Linked DNA regions of Mus musculus: region 2 is linked to region 1. The links are chromatin loops, found by intact Hi-C in ENCODE. Cell type or tissue: gastrocnemius. All regions are shown on one strand.

Region 1 (8,000 bases):
GAGTGGATATTAGCACACAGCTTGATGCCAACTACTTCAGGGCAGTTCACAGTCACTGCCATAGCTACCGAATGCAGCCCACCCAGAACAGAGGGGACCTGAGGACAAAGGTTTTTATCAATTTGGGAATCTGTTTTCAATTTTGTTGTTGTTGTTGTTGTTGTTGTTTGGGATAGAATCTTTCTATATAACCCTGATTGGCCCAGCAACTGCCGTGAAGTTTTAAGGATATAGCTTTAGAGTATTTAAAGACGTGCAAGTGTATATAAATGTGCACACACATATCTTTGAAATCTTGTATGTAGTATTAGTTAATATAATATTAGTCTCACATTTTAGAGGTAGAAAGGGTAAAGTTGAGAAATGAAGTGCCTTGCACAGGGTCACACACTGAGTCAGCTACCAGAGTTGGTTTCTGGTCCTGAACGCCTGCAGCCAGAGCCAGAGCTGCATCAGTGGACCCGCTGCAAGTTTGAGAAGGCACAGAACATGGACATATCCTAGTGAGAGATGCAATGAGAAGGTCAGAGATTCAGGCTGCAGTCCGTTCGGTCCATTCAGTTCACTGGATTTTTAATTTTTTTAGTATTTTTAAAAAAGATTTATTTTATGTATATGAGTACACTGTCACTCTCTTGGACACACCAGAAGAGGGCATCAGATCCCATTATAGATGGTTGTGAGCCACCATGTGGTTGGTGGGAGTTGAACTCAGGAACTCTGTAAGAGCAGTCGGTGCATTTAACCACTGAACCATCTCTCTAGCCCCCATTTGATTTTTTTTTTAAACTAAAGTAACAGAAAGTGCCACTCACTCGAGTGAAGTCTGCTTGACAGGCTGCGAAGCCTAGAAGCACTCATGAGGCAGAGTTTCACAGAAACTCACCTCCTGGAGTTTTGGTGTTCTCATTAACCTGTATACTCATACCCTATCCCCGCATTAGTCTGCTGTATGGATCCACATGCTCTCTTTTAGTATTATCTTATTATAAGTGCCTTTTAAGATTGAATTCTGACATAGCCAGAGCCTTCGCCAGTGTTCCAAGGTTCCAGAAGCCGTTGATCTTGGAATCTGGTAGGAATGCAATTAGGAAGTTACCCATTCAGTAGCTAATTAAGCATTACAAGAGATGGAGCCAAAGCATCTCAAAGCTGGTCTACAGAGTGTTTACCATGAAAGCCAGGGAATCCCACTGAAATAGAAATCTTCAGTACAGGCTACATTACATATTGGAAGCAAGTTGGTGAATTCTTCTGACAAATGGAGATTCTCCAGATACTTAAAAGTTACACTCATATAAGAATTTAGCAAGGCCTAGGAAATAGAGGGGTTGTGGTATTGCATTATTCATGAGGTCTGCTAAGAGCAGAACCCCCTGGTGCTAGCCTTCACAAGGTTCAAAGGTATAGCACTAGAGTGTGAAATCCTTACCTGTCATTAAGTTGACCCTAGGCAGGACTGCTTTATCTTTACTGTAAACATTTACCTGGTTCCTGTAAATCTTTTTGAAGTCATTCCTTTGTTTTGTGTCAGGCAACTTCAATGTACTTTGCCTGCTGTGACTTCCTACCCCTTTTATTTTCTGTACTATATAAGACTGGTGTTCACTTTGTGACAATACATTCAGATTCTACACAATCTCGTGTGTTGGTCTGTCTGTCACCCGCCAACTCCTTGCCCATCTGCACCCAGAGACCCGTTCCGCGCAGACAAAGGGACCCAGAGGGTCTGCGGCAAGAAAGACCATCCACCTCTTGCCTTGATGGGATCAAGGTCTATATTTAAGAGGCTAGCTCAAACATGAGCATCTACTCCAAATCTAGCAAATGCTTGGTCCTACTTGCTTAAAAGAAGAATGAATAATCAGATACAGTCTCAGCTGGTGTTAATTAAAATGCACAGTCTCAAGTAGGAGACACATATTAAATAAGCAAGTAGGCAGATGTGGGTAATGCTTTAAATTATACATGGAAGGAAAGAAGTCCTGTTAGGGAAGGGGGTAGTGTGCATAGACTTAGAGCAGTGGCTCTCAACCTGTAGGTCACGACCTCTTTGGTAAACCTCTATCTCCAAAAATAATTACATTGTAACTCATAACAGTAGAAATATTACAGTTATGAAAGTAGCAATGATACAATTTTATGGTTGGGAATGACTTACTGGAGGAGGGCACAGTCAAAAGAATGGAGTGTTAGGTGTGGGCATGCTTATTACCACAGCACCTGGGAGACAGAGGTCAGAGGATCAGGAGTTCAAGGTCATTCGTGGCTACAAGGCAAGTTCAAGGCCAGCACTGGCTACCTGATACCCTGCCTCAACAACAGTATAGAATGGAGACAGGTGAGATCCTAGCCAACAACTAGATTACTTAGAGCCTTAGGGGCTCTGCAGTGGGCTTTGAACTTCATCCCAAGGACAGTAAGGACAGTAGGAAATTATTAACAGAGTACAAGTGACACCTGGTCTGGAAAAGGGTTCAAGGACGGCCCTTGCAAAAGTAATTTCATGAAGGACACATTGGTTTCTGGGCTGCATTAGGAGACAGCAGTGGCCGGGCATGGTGGCGCACGCCTTTAATCCCAGCACTTGGGAGGCAGAGGCAGGCAGATTTCCGAGTTCCAGGCCAGTCTGGTCTACAAAGTGAGTTCCAGGACAGCCAGAGCTACACAGAGAAACCCTGTCTCGAAAAAAAAAAAAAAAAAAAAAGAGCCTGGCAGGGCAGAGAGGGCAGCATGTTCTAGGCGGAAGGAGGGACTGGAAGGTGAAAGCAATGTGATGGAGGGGTACTGTGTCATGGGAGGTGGAAGACAGTAGAGAAGGTTTTATTTTATGTTGTGACCATCAAAGTGAACAGTTATGACAGGGCAGAGGGCAATGGTCCTCACATGGGGAGAGTAGCGACTGGGACCCTACACATGGATTGAAAGCATTTTGCCCTTTGACTCTGCCACCTTAACCTGGAAGGACGCCCTGTGGTTCAAGTACTGTGGTTGGTCACTTCGCATTTGCAGAAGCAGATGGAAACCGAAAGTCTGGATTCCCCCAAGTCTCCACTTTCAGGTGCTGTCCAGCCCTGCCCTCTGCTGGTAAATTCTGGTAGACACCCAAGAAACTAAGCTGCCCGGCTCATGTTCTCACTTTCTTAGTGAAATGATTATAATACGTGATTATGTAACAAAATATAGAAACTTTTGCCGGGCGTGGTGGCTTGCGCCTTTAATCCCAGCACTCGGGAGGCAGAGGCAGGCAGATTTCTGGGTTCGAGGTCAGCCTGGTCTATAGAGTGAGTTCCAGGATAGCCAGGGCTGCACAGAGAAACCCTGTCTCGGAAAAAAAAAAAAAAAAATTGAAGCTTTAACTAGCTCTCTAAATGACACTTTGGAAAGGTATAAACATTACAAGTTATAAACAAATTCATCCAGATTAAAATACAGGATGTTCCAGCAGCCTTGAGAGTTCTCCCTTACTTCCCTGCTTACTCACTGTTCTGACTACTGTTTGGATTTGTTTGAGACAAGTTCTTTCTTTCTCTCTCTTTCTTTCTTTCTTTCTTTCTTTCTTTCTTTCTTTCTTTCTTTCTTTCTTTCTTTCTTTCTTTCTTTCTTTCTTTCTTTCTTTCTTATATACACTGTAGCTGTCTTCAGACACTCCAGAAGAGGGCATCAGATCTCATTACGGATGGTTGCGAGCCACCATGTGGTTGCTGGGATTTGAACTCAGGACCTTTGGAAGAGCAGTCCGTGCTCCTAACCGCTGAGCCATCTCACCAGCCCGAGACAAATTCCCGATGAGTATCCCCAGGTTGGCCTTGCGTTCATTAACCAGCCCAGGCTGACCTTGACCTGAACTCTTGCGTCTCAGCCTCTCGATCACTGGAATTAGAGGAGCATGTCACCACAGCATGTCACCACAGCCAGCTGCCACCATCCTGACTTTTAACAGCAGAGATGAGCTTACCCTGTTCTTGACCAGCATATCAAGGAAGTCAACACTATGTGCTCTTGTATTATACCTTTTTGACTTAACATATACCTGTACCATTTCCCAAATTGTATATTATAATAAATTCCTTTAAAATCTTCCAGCTTTTTGTTTGTTTGTTTAAGATTTACACGATGTATAAATGGATGCCTTTGGAGGCCAAAGAACTTAGATCCCAGGAGTTGGAGTTACAAGCCATTGTAGGTATCATGTTTTATAAAACACAGTATAATGTGGCTGGAGAGAGCACCTTAGCAGACCTGGCTATGGTGTCACCATGAACAACCAAGCCATGTGACAGACCTAGCATGAAGAGCAGTTATTGGTGGGAAGGGGAGGAGACCTAGAAAAGAGATAGAGGCAGAGGAAGGAGGGGGACAGAGAAGGACTGAAAGAGAGAGGAAGAGACTGGCCAGGAACACATGGGAAAGAGAGGAGAGAGAGACACACACACACACAAAGAGACAGACACACAGACCAAGCAGACCTTCTTTTCACCAGGTTGGCTCACACCTGTCAGGCGGCTATGCAAGCCGACGCTAGGTAGCTGTTGGCAGAGCCTAGGGGAATTGCCATCAGTAGGTGTCCCAACACAAGTCCTCAGGACCAAACTCTGTTTCTCTACAAGAGCAACAATCTCTCTCAGCTACCTCTTAGCCCAGCAGTCTATACTTTAAAACAGGAATTCTTGCAAAGGACCCGAGTCTGGTTCTCAGCAACCCACACTGAGTAGGGCACACACCTGCCTGGTACTCCAGCTCCGGGGACTCCAAACCATCTTTTGACCTCTACGGGTACCCATATGCCTGTGCACACACACAGATGCACATAAGTAAAAAAGACATTTTTTTTTTTAAGACAGGGTTTCTCTGTATAGCCCTGGCTATCCTGGAACTCACTTTGTAGACCATGCTGGCCTCGAACTCAGAAATCTGCCTGCCTCTGCCTCCCTGGTGCTGGGATTAAAGGCGTGTGCCACCACGCCCAGCAAGACATACTTTTTAAAGTAATTCTATTTTAAAATGCACCAGCACTGTGAGACATGGTGGCTCATACCTATAATTCCATCATTTGAGAGGCTAAGGCAGGAGGATTCCCAAATGTTGAAGGACAGCCTGAGTTACATAGCGAGTTTCTAGCCAAGCTGAACTACAAAAAGGAAAAAAAAAATCAAGTGATTTTATTTTCTCTGTAGCTGATGGGAATTTGAATTATTTCAAGTCCATGACTGTGAGGAGGCACAGTAAAAAAAACCACTGAAATAGACACCCTGCGGGCGATGGTTTGTGTATGCTTGGCCCAGGGAGTGGCAATATTAGGAAATGTAGCCTTGTTGGACTAGGTGTGTCACTGTAGGTGTGGCCTTTAAGACCCTTGTCCTAGCTACCTGGAAGCCAGTCTTTTCCTAGCAGCCTCCAGATGAACACGTAGAACTCTCAGCTCTTCCTGTACCATGCCTTCCTGGACCCTGCCATGCTCCCACCTTGATGATAATGGAGTGAACCTCTGAACCTGTTAGCCAGACCCAATTAAATGTTGTCCTTATAAGAGTTGCCTTAGCCAGATGGTGGTGGAGCACGCCTTTAATCCCAGCACTTGGGAGGCAGAGGCAGGTGGATTTCTGAGTTTGAGGCCAGCCTGGTCTACAAAGTGAGTTCCAGGATAGCCAGGACTATACAGAGAGACCCTGTCTTGAAAAACCAAAAATAAATAAATAAATAAATAAATAAAAAAGAAAAAGAAAATTTAAAAAAGTTGCCTTGGTCAGGGTGTGTGTTCACAGCAGTAAAACCCTAACTAAGACAGAAGTTGGTACCAGGTTCTGGGGTATTGCTGTGGTAAGCCTGATCATGCTTTTGTTTGGAAGAATGAGGATTTGGGGAGTTTGGATTTGGAAAGCTATGAAATACTTTAAGTGGGGCTTAGTGAGCCATCCTAATAGTGTGGTTAAGGAGGTTTCTGTTGTGAATAAGAGAGAGAAGATATCCAGAGGCATCTGGAAGAGTCCAGAGCACAGAGAAAGAAGTAGAATGGACATGATCAGTGTTAGCTGCAAAGAAGTGAGAAACCGTAGAACAGTGAATAGCAAGAGACAGTAGGGGATGGCTGCAGCCGGGGAAACCTTGTCATTATATAGAAAACAAAACTGTATCTGGAAGGCGGGAACCCTGGGAAGGTGAAAGAGGCTAGGATGCTACTAACATGTAGGTTTCCAGATGTATAACAAGTCCTTGTGTGTAGGGACTGAAGGAGCCTGGAGAACAACCAGCTTTGATACGTAACCTCAGGTGTGTGCCAATGTGTTAGTGTTCAATTGCTGTGAGCAGACACCATGACCATGGCAACTTTTATAAAGGAAAATATTTAACTGGGGCTGGCTTACAGGTTCACTGTTATTAGGGTGGAAAGCATGGTAGCATGCAGGCAGACGTGTTACTGGAGAAGTAGCTGAGAGTTCTACATCTGGATCTGTAGGCAGCAGGAAGAGATAGACTGGACTAGGATTCATCTTTTGGAACCTCAAAGCCCAGCTCCAGTGACACACTTCTTCCAACAAGGCCATACCTACCCTGACAAGGCCACACCTACCCCAACAAGGCCACACCCCTTAATCCTTTCAAATAATGCCACCCCTAAGCATTTAAGTCTGTGAGTCTATGGGGGCCATTCTTATTTAAACCACTGCAAGAACCAAGTATCTTGTGCAGGGGCAAGGAAAACAATTCCTTTTGGGGATGGGCCACCTATTTCAAAAGTTCATAAGGAATGCTGGCTGTTATCTAACTACCAGAAATCCTTCTATAATCCAACATGAGTTCATTTCTGAATATATAGAGTGCCTGAGACCTACTGTAAGGTAGAAAATTTAAGTTTGGCCCCTTAGACCACGTTGGAGCCAAGAAAGAAAAATAGTTGGTCCCTGAAACAGACTGTTCCGAGAACTGGCTGACCACAGAACAGGTAATTACACAAGCCGGTTCAGTGACCCTGTCCCAGGAACTAGCCCACCACAAAAGTTAGATTAAAATTTTGAGAACAATCTTGAGAAGCAGGGAGTCTCCACTTGTGATTTTTAGTACCCCCTTGTGATTTTTCACTGATATTCTCGGTATTTTCCAATAACGCCCTCCCTAACCCCTTGGGTTGTGGTTTTTTTCCTTTAAATACCCCCTCTCCAGCTACTCAGTGTCCACACGGTCCTCTACCCCTGTGTGGTGTAAGACTGTGGGCTCCAGAGTGTGCCTGGAATAAAAGTCCTCTTGAGGTTTGCATCAAGACTGTTTCTTGTGAGTGATTTGGGGTGTCGCCTCTCCTGAGTCAGAACGTGGGGGAGTCCTCATGTGGGTCTTTCACTACCAATGGCTTTTAGACAATAGGCTGGCTAGTTTTTTAATGCCAGCTTGACACAAGCTAGAGTCATTTTGGAAACGGGAATCTTAACTGAAAAAAAATGCTTGGCCTGTAGGTAAGTCTACACAGCATTTTCTTGATTAATGATGATGGGGGAGGGCCCAGTCCACTATGGGAGTTACCTATCATCCCAGGGCTGGTGGTTCTGTTGTGTGCGATGGTGGTGGTGGTGGTGGTATAAAATTGTTTGATTGAGAATCTATATGTAAACACTGAAGGCTCTGTTTCCCAACTGGTTCTTGATCAATCAGTAAAGATGCTAGCAGCCAATGAGCTGGGCAGAATAGGCAGAACTTCCAGTTTTCCTGCAGGCAGGCTAACAGATGCAGGAGAGGAGAAAAGCCTCACTATGCTTGGGAGGGAGAAAGAGCATCAGCCAAGTGAGATCTCAGGTGGAGTGGCCATTGGCTGCTTCCCCAGTTGGGCCTGGGGTAGCAGGCAGGATATTAGAAACATAACTAAGCTGAGGGCAGATTTAGGGGTCTGAGCTGGGAGTGAACAGAAGAGTGCGATAGCCAAGGAAGGCTTAGAAGAGTCCGGCCATGAGCTAAAGTATATCAAAGATGAGCTAGTGTGTCTTTCATCTTCAGATCTGAGGAAACCTAGG
Region 2 (8,000 bases), 110 kb before region 1:
GGAGAGCGCGCCTTGCTATCCGCGTGGGCCTGCGTGGACGCCAGGACCGCGAACACCCAGCTGGCACGCGCGTCCGGACAGCGGAGAAAGAAGCTCCGGCCACCCATAGGCCAGGGTCCTGCAGGGGGCGGGTTCCCATGGCAGATACGAGCTGTGGATTGGTGAAGCATCCGAACGGAGAGTTTGGATTGGTTGCTTCATGGGGCGTCCTCCGCGGAGAAGCGGCAAGGGCGGAGGGCGTGGCGGGCGCCTGGCCCTCCCTCCCCAGGAGTGCGGGCGCCCGCGGGAGGCCCCGTCGTCGCCGCCTGGGACCCTGGCCCAGCTACGCGGGTCGCTCGGGACGTGCGGCGGTGTGGAGTGAGGTAAAAAGGCTGTGGCCGGCTCGAGTGTCGCGGCGCCAAGACTCGAGTCGGGGCATTCCCCTCGTGCCCGGGGCTCCGCGTGGGGGACCCTGGGGGAGGCCCGCGGCCTGGAGGGCACAAAGGCTGGCCGCGATGGGGGCGCCTCGCGCGTTCGCCTCCATCTTGCGGACCGTGCCGGGTGGAGGCGAGCGGAGGGGCAGGCTGTGGAGGGCCAGCGCGGCCTGCAGAGCGCGTGGGGCCGCACCTCTGGCAGCCCCATGCAGCTGTGCGCGCGTCGACCTTGGTCGCGGAGAACCGGCGGGTCACAGCCACAGCCGCTCGCGTCTGGACGGCTGCTGCTTCCATGGCCCAGTGAACGCATCCGGAGGAGGAAAGCAAAGCGGCGCACTTTTTATCTCTAAGATCTACCCTTGTCATCTGTCACCTGTTAGCCAGTCTCAGCAGCCCGGGAGCACATGCCCCAAACTTAGTAATTTTATAATTACCATGTTTTATTCAATTAAAAATTAAAAAAATAATAATAAAAGCTAAAAACTCCCAGTGCCCGAGCAGAGTAGACCTTACTGGGAATTGATGGGGTCCGAGACAAGGAAAGAGGTAGTCTGGTATACAGCTTGCGACACTTTTTGCTTTGGGCTTGGTTCAAATACAAGCCACTACTCACCTAGTTCTCTCCAGCGGACTGGGTTAAATTCTGGATCACTTAGGAACAGTGGGTGTAAGGGAACCCAGCTTCACATCATCACAGAAGCTTTTAAAAACTTTTTCCCTACCCCCACAACTGAAAAACATACCCTTCTCTGGGCAGCCCATATGGGCCTGGGTTGGCAATGAAGTGGTTTCCCCGCCCCCTAACAGGATGAAAGGTCTGTAAGGGAAGGAAACCAAAAGAAAACAAGAACAAGTGAAGCCCAACGTTGAGGGAACCGGAACTTTTAAAAGCCTTTAAGTTGTTGGATTATTTTTACAGGTTAAGGAAGCAGCTGGGCTCTCTGAATCAATTCAGACTTTAGTCCCTTTCATACTACTAATTCAGGATAAATTCACGTGTGCCTTAGTTCTCTCATCTATAAAGTGGAATTTAGGCCCCAGCACGACAGGACAAAAAAACATGGCTAGGAAGAGTAATAGTGCCAATTCCAAGGTTTATAAAATACCTAAGATAAGAAGAAATACTTAGACCTACCAGAGCACTCGGGAGAGAGAGGCAGGTGGATCTCTGAGACTGAGCTATATAAACACAGAGACCTGTCTTAAGATGCCCCACCCACCCACCCACCCAGGTACCACTACCAAATATCTGTATAACTCTTGCTTCTTCTGGTGTCTGTCTTTCTGTCTTGAGGCCATCCCTCAAACCTTTTGTGATTGCTGCTCTGACCCCAGAGAGTATTCTTAGATTTATGCTTTTAAAGTCCTTACCCTGTTGTGGCAGGAAGAGGCTCTGAAAATATGTACCAGGCCTTGGGCCACCACTGCCCACCCCTCTGTCAGGGCAGTACCACTACACCACCACTATCCACCCACATGACCACAAAGTTGAAATTTCTTAAAAATTTTAATTTTTTGAACATTTCATATAGGGGCTGGAGAGCTCGCTTAGCAGTTATGTGCACTGGCTGCCGTTCTAGAGGACCCAGGCTCAGTTCCCAACACCAACCTGGCCTCTACAACTTCAGTCCCAGGGGACCCACCCCTCTTCTGACTTCTGTAGGTACAACATACATGTACACAAAAATAAAACCTCAAAGCTAATTCTAAAGAGGAAGTTTTCATATGTGTATGCAGTGTGTGTCGCTTGTATCTGTCCCTCACTATAGCTCTCCTCAGGAATCCCCATCATGTGAAACAGTTATTTTGTGTGGAGGTCAGAGGCAGCATACTGCATGTGGTGGGGAGAGGGCAGTTTGTGAGAACGTGTCTCCTTTCTTCAATCTGTGACCACAGTTTTCCTGATATCCACCCTGCTTGAAGCTAGCCTCAGAGCCAGCTCAAGTCTGTCTTCTCTTTTGTCATTACGGACTTCACTGTTGCCGTCCTGCCTAGCGTGACCTCCACTGTGACACTCCAGAAGCCTTGAAGCTCCAAGCCCTGCTGGGCTCCATCTTCCCACTCGCTCCCTTCCTCTTTCTTGCTTACTAGACATGATCTGCTGCTGGGTATTTATGGCATTTCTCGCTACCTGTGAGTCCTGTGACGTTTCATTGTTGAGGCCCCAAACTGAAAGGGGCATCCCTGCCAGTACAGGTGGCTGTCAGTGGCCATGGGTACACAGACAGCACTTGTCAGAACAGAAATGTTGACAGTTGGGATGCATGCATTTGTTTCCAAGGGAGTTGCTACTTAAAGAATCACACGGGAATTTTTTGTTGTTCAGAGATTTGCTCCTTGGTGAATCATGCATCTATTTGAATGAGTTAGACAGAAGTGAAAGTGCCCCCCCTCCCCAACTTGCCAGTCCTCTCCCATTTGCTCTAAACAGGAATGTGTGGGAAGAAGGCAGGCAGCTGGGATGAGCTTGCTTGAGGGTGACTCAACAGATACCAGGAAAGGTCAGGTGTCCCCTGCTGTTAACATATACACAGTGCTGAACATGGTGATAGCTGATGGGTCAAGTAGCCTTTGCAGGCTCTGAGAACTACCTGAGAGGTTTGAGGGTGAGTTTGTGGTGCTCCCTGGAAGATGCTAGAGGATAAGTAGTCCCTTGAGTAGCAGTTCTGTGCTCTTTCTCATAAAGAGGAGCAGGGTGCAGCGTTTACTTTTTATGCTGGCAATGACTAAACATGGTACATCTGTAAAGGAAAGCTGCATGTGTGGACTGGGGCCTACTCAAGAGAGGTGGTACAAGCATCTGGAAAGGCAGGGCTACCCAAGCCCTTTGGAACCCAAAGTGTTGCATTATGGGTCCCAAATGCCAGCTCCTGTGGAGCTGCAAGAGTTGGTGTTTGCTCTCCTGCGCTTGGTCTTGCTTTGATCGTACTCTTTGCTATCACTGCATTCTTCCCTGTGGGGATGGGAGTGTATATCCTAAACACTCGATGCTGCAAGTATGTAACTTTGGTTTTTTATTGTATAGGAGCTTACACATCAGAGATTTATTGAGTTTCAGAAGAGACTTAGTGGTGGCTATGCTTTTTTTATATGTATATGAGTGTTTTGGCTGTATGTATATCTATGTATGTACCACATGCGAGTCTGATGCCTGAGGAGGCCAGAATAGATAATCAGATCCCTAAAACTGGCATTTCAGGTGGTTGTGAGCCACGATGTAGATGCTGGGAATCAAACCTGGGTCCTCTGGTAGAGTAGTCAGTGCTCTTCACCTCAGAGCCGTCTCTCTAGCCCCCTGCAGTTACATGTTTAATCAGTATTGGATCTGTTAAAGTGTGAGTTTTCTTTTTTATGTTGGACTGAACGTGTTTTCCATTAGTTATCTTGCAATGAACCTATTAGTGGGTGGGGGACAAAAGAAGGAAGGCCATGACTTGACAGTGGTTAAGTGTGTTTGGGTATGGAGTTATGGTTATTATTGTCAGCCCGACAGGATATGGAATCATGTAGGAAACAGTTTTCTGGTGTATCTATACGGATTGTTAGACTTGGTTAATTGAGGTGGGTACCACCCTACCTGTGGCTGGGGCCCCAGAATGGATGATGAGGAAGAATGTGAGCACTGTCTCTCAAGCAGGCATCACTTCATGCGATACTGCACATGCAGTGTCACCAGCAGCCATGGGTCCCCTTCCAGGATTTCCCCGTGGTGGCAGACTGCATTCTTGAACTGTGAGCCAAAGTAAACCGCAGCATCATAGTCACTTTTACAGAGCGGCAAGACGACAGTGCAGGATAGACTGTGATTTAGTAGGCAGATTCATAATCAGATTGTAAACAATTCGATTCTCTGAACTGGGAGAGTAACCACATATATTCTATCTTTAGAAGTACTATTTCAGTGGAAATCCCCAAGTTTCAGGCCTTTCTAAAAAGAAAAACTTTTATTACATTTACTTATGTGTTATGGGTGCGAATGCTCATTTAAAAAGAAACACATTTTTATTACATGTCTTTTCATGCAGCCAGATTCTCCTCCCTTCCCGAATCGTGTGCGTGCTAAGGAGTCAAGTCCAGAACCCGGCTCTTGATGAACCAAACAAGGATCAGTAAGAACACACCACACACACAAGTAGTCCGTGCAGTTTGTTAAGGAGCCACAAGGTGAGGATGTGGCTCCATGAAAATCTCTCATCAGAACTCGCCGCTCCCTCTCCCGGTCCTCGCCCACCCTCTTTGGCTCTGGGTGCCTTTGGACTTGTGCTCTTACTGATCCTTGTTTGGTTCATCAAGAGCTGGGTCCTAGACTTGGCTCCTTAGCACGCAGACGACTGTAGATGTGAGGTGTGAGAGGGGTCCAGCTTCATGTGTCTCCCCGTTGACAGCCAGAGTGGATTCAGTGCATCTGGCTGGGGAGGCAGACACCCCTGTCTTCTTCACTCCCCTGTGTGTCCATCCTGGCTGGGTGTAGAGGGCCTGTGCACACAGATACACACTGGAGAAGGCAGGACAGTGAAGCACACAGCTTACCTCTTCAGTGGAGTGAGGTGTGTGTAGCAGCTCTGCCTAGAATGCCAGGAGTGATGGAGTTTCAGAGCCTGGTGATCCCTTGCTGTCTTCCAGACCCTTCCCCCTAAATCTTGAGCATTGCTTTCAGCCGTAAAGCCCATTCTTATGCGTGATATCACTTGTGCATTACAACAGCCTAAGTGACTTCTCAGTTATCTTAGAGCCAGGCCAGTCCCGACACCCACAGCCATTATCTTTACCTCAGTCATTCTCCCTAAACCCTTATCCTGGGCACTGTTTCTGAGGCAACAAGAACCCAGCTTACTGCTGAAGCCATATGGACTTTGTAAAGAGCTTCAGTGTGAGCCTTCCTTAAGCTGTGCTGCATTCAGGGGCTGAAGTTAATTGTTACCAGGAAACTTTGTTTCCAAAATTGTGCTGTGCTTAAATATACCTAAAGTAAAATGATGTGGGGCAGACTCTAGAAGTCCTAGTCCAGTGCCAGTTATAATAAAACTGAGTGATCCGGTTTCATTCTAACCTCACCCTTCTTGGCTTTTTTGGTTTTTTTTGTTTTTGTTTTCTTTTTTCCTGCTTGCTATAAAGCCTGTGGGGAAATCAATACAGTTGAAGGGAATAACTTTCCTTAACAGAGGACTGGTCACTAATCAAGGATATACCAGGAGCTATACTGCCCTTAGATCTCCAGACGAGCTCTGAGATTCTAGGTTCAATCCCTAGTGCTGTTTTGGGGTATTTCCTGGGGGGGGGGGCTTCTTTTGAGGTGGGGAGAGACAAGGTTTGGAATACTATGTCTTGCCCTGTTCAGCACTTTTAAAGTATAGGTGTGGAAAGAAACTTGTGTTTGTGTATGTATCAAGTGATAGGAGTCACACAAAAACTAATACTGCTTGCCTGTGTTTGTGGGACTGTTCAGTGGGAAATACTTGGCTTGTTATGTGAAAGGTTAGGCACTGTTCCTAACAGAAAACAGGTGGGGTCGAATTAGCCCTGAAGGGTCTGACGCTTACAAGAGTGAGCTGGCTGCATTTAAAATGCATGCTTTTCTCTGAAGTCCTGTCAGAATGGCCTGAGCCACACGTGCCCAGTTAAGGGGGAGCAGGAATTTCATATTCTACCTGAGTTGCATTTCCTAGTGTGAAAGCCAAACAGGATGAGCCTGAGGAGGCCACTTCTACCTGCCTTGTCAGCTTCTAGTCTCTGAGGAAAATGAGGCTGTTCCTGTCCAGGTTTTAGTTTTGAGGTTAGTCCCAGTGCAGGTGACTGCACACACTCCGTGCGCACTGTTGCCTTGTACCCACGTGCATGCCCTTCAGGCTAGATCTCCTCCTGTCGGCCCCCCAGTGGCAGGAGGAGCACTGGCTGGCCTGTTGAGGCCAGCCTGCTTTCCCTCTGTTGTGTGGAGCTCCTGTTCTGTAGCTCCTCCCTCACCAGTCTGCCTGGGCTGCTCTGCTTTCTCACATGAACTCACCCCATTATCACCCGGCTTTCTACGGCACACACCACAGCAGCCTGAGAAGGGGCGCTGATCTGTTTCTGGTCATTGGTCAGAGAATGGGAAGCCCCATCCAGTCTATAGTCTGGTTGTCTCCTCCCACCAAAAATAGTTCGAAGCATCCTCCTGAGCCCAGTGAGGTCCTAGGCTACCTGAACTTGCTATCCTCTGGGGTAGAAAGGACAGACCCAGACTCAGGATGCTAACCAACAAGCCATTGGCTGAAGAGAACCACTATGGGGGCTGTGCCTGGCAAAGACCAGCTGGACATCTTAATGAGGTTGAGGTAAAGAGGTGACGACACACACGGGGCCCAAGCCTTTTCCTGAACTGCACCTGTAGAGCTGCACTCAAAAGCATCTCAGGCCAGCCAGGGTCAGGGTGTTAGTCACACCCATTAGCCTGCACTTACCTTCTTTGTGTGCTTCCTGTCCCTTCAGCTTCCAGGCAAGGAAGATGGCCTTGGGGTGTGGTCTTCCTCCCAGATCAGCTGGCTTATACATTTTTTTCTTCTGCTGCCTTTTTTTTTTTTTTTTTTTTTTGCAGCACAGGCTGCCCAAGTCTTTTGCTTGGTTACACCTGTCCTGACTCTTGGGAGACAATACCACAACTACAGAGGACAGAGTCATACTTGGGCATTCCCTTTGAAAGCGTCTGGGGCTGAGGACGAGTCAGACCTTGGTACGTGGCCATGGAAATGGTCACTATTCCTTTGGCCAGAAAAGTGTGTTTTCACTTAAAATCAAGATTTTGATGCACACATCAAGAAAATCTGTTTCTCTTTTTTTTTTTTTAACATTTTTTTTTTTTTTTGGTTTTTCGAGACTGTTTCTCTGTGTAGCCCTGGCTGTCCTGGAACTCACTTTGTAGACCAGGCTGGCCTCGAACTCAGAAATCCACCTGCCTCTGCCTCCTGAGTGCTGGGATTAAAGGCGTGCGCCACCACGCCCGGCTGAAAATCTGTTTTTCTTTTTCCTTCTCTGGTTTTGTAGGTTCCTGAAGGCTTCAAAGGAAACCTGATAGAGGAGGCTCAATGGCCCTGAGTGAAGATGAGGCTGAGGCAGAAGTGTCTGTCAACACAAAGGTCCCATCCTGTGGCAGGTGGAACTCTGGGAAGCTGCTGCCCTCAGGGCTTGAACCAGATCAGCCCCTACATCTGGGTGTTGAGGGGGGGCCACTGTGGAGGGCTGAAGCTGACCCTGGCTGCATCTCGGGAGTTTTCTTGTCACGGGTCCATACTGCCAGCAAAGAACCAGTAGCAGATAGGTCTAAGCCTCCCCTCAGAGGCCCGCTTCCTTCTGCCAGTGTGGGCACTGGAGAGGTTTTACACTCTATGGGCAGCCAAGTAAGTATGGTGGGAGCTGAGGTGGGGGTGTCCTTTCCTTGACTGTTAACCTCTGTCCTGGCCACTGTAAGGTGGGAGCTGTGGGATCCAGGTATGGGCTGTTATACAGGTTCTCTTGGAGAGCTGAACCTTCCCAAAGAGTCACTGAGGACCTCTTAAGGACAGTGACAAGTTCACCAGGAACCTACTGTGGATCAGGGGTCTCGTTACAAGGGAA

Evidence for each region. A loop is a pair of places that touch in the nucleus more often than their neighbours do. Peaks named below come from ENCODE experiments on the same cell type or tissue, not always from the same donor. Only the 100,000 strongest peaks of a DNase experiment are listed, where the experiment ranks them.
Region 2: it touches region 1 in a loop (3-fold over the local background); 15 of 42 quality-filtered maps call a loop at or near these places.

What each region holds. Positions count from the first base shown.
Region 1 is chr11:20,128,196-20,136,195 of GRCm38, reverse strand. No RefSeq gene overlaps it. Among named protein-coding and RNA genes, the nearest start is that of Actr2, 19 kb to the right of the region's middle. In gastrocnemius, a CTCF peak has its summit at 3,081 (motif pointing left); a DNase peak (open chromatin) is centred at 3,074; H3K4me3 peaks cover 611 bases; H3K27ac peaks cover 490 bases.
Region 2 is chr11:20,241,669-20,249,668 of GRCm38, reverse strand. It overlaps Cep68 (centrosomal protein 68), which reads left to right and starts at 245. Exons shown (of 7, transcript NM_172260.3): 1 at 245-362; 2 at 7,431-7,783. The coding sequence starts at 7,472. In gastrocnemius, CTCF peaks have their summits at 112 (motif pointing right), 4,566 and 6,261; DNase peaks (open chromatin) are centred at 144 and 6,288; H3K4me3 peaks cover 1,632 bases; H3K27ac peaks cover 3,907 bases.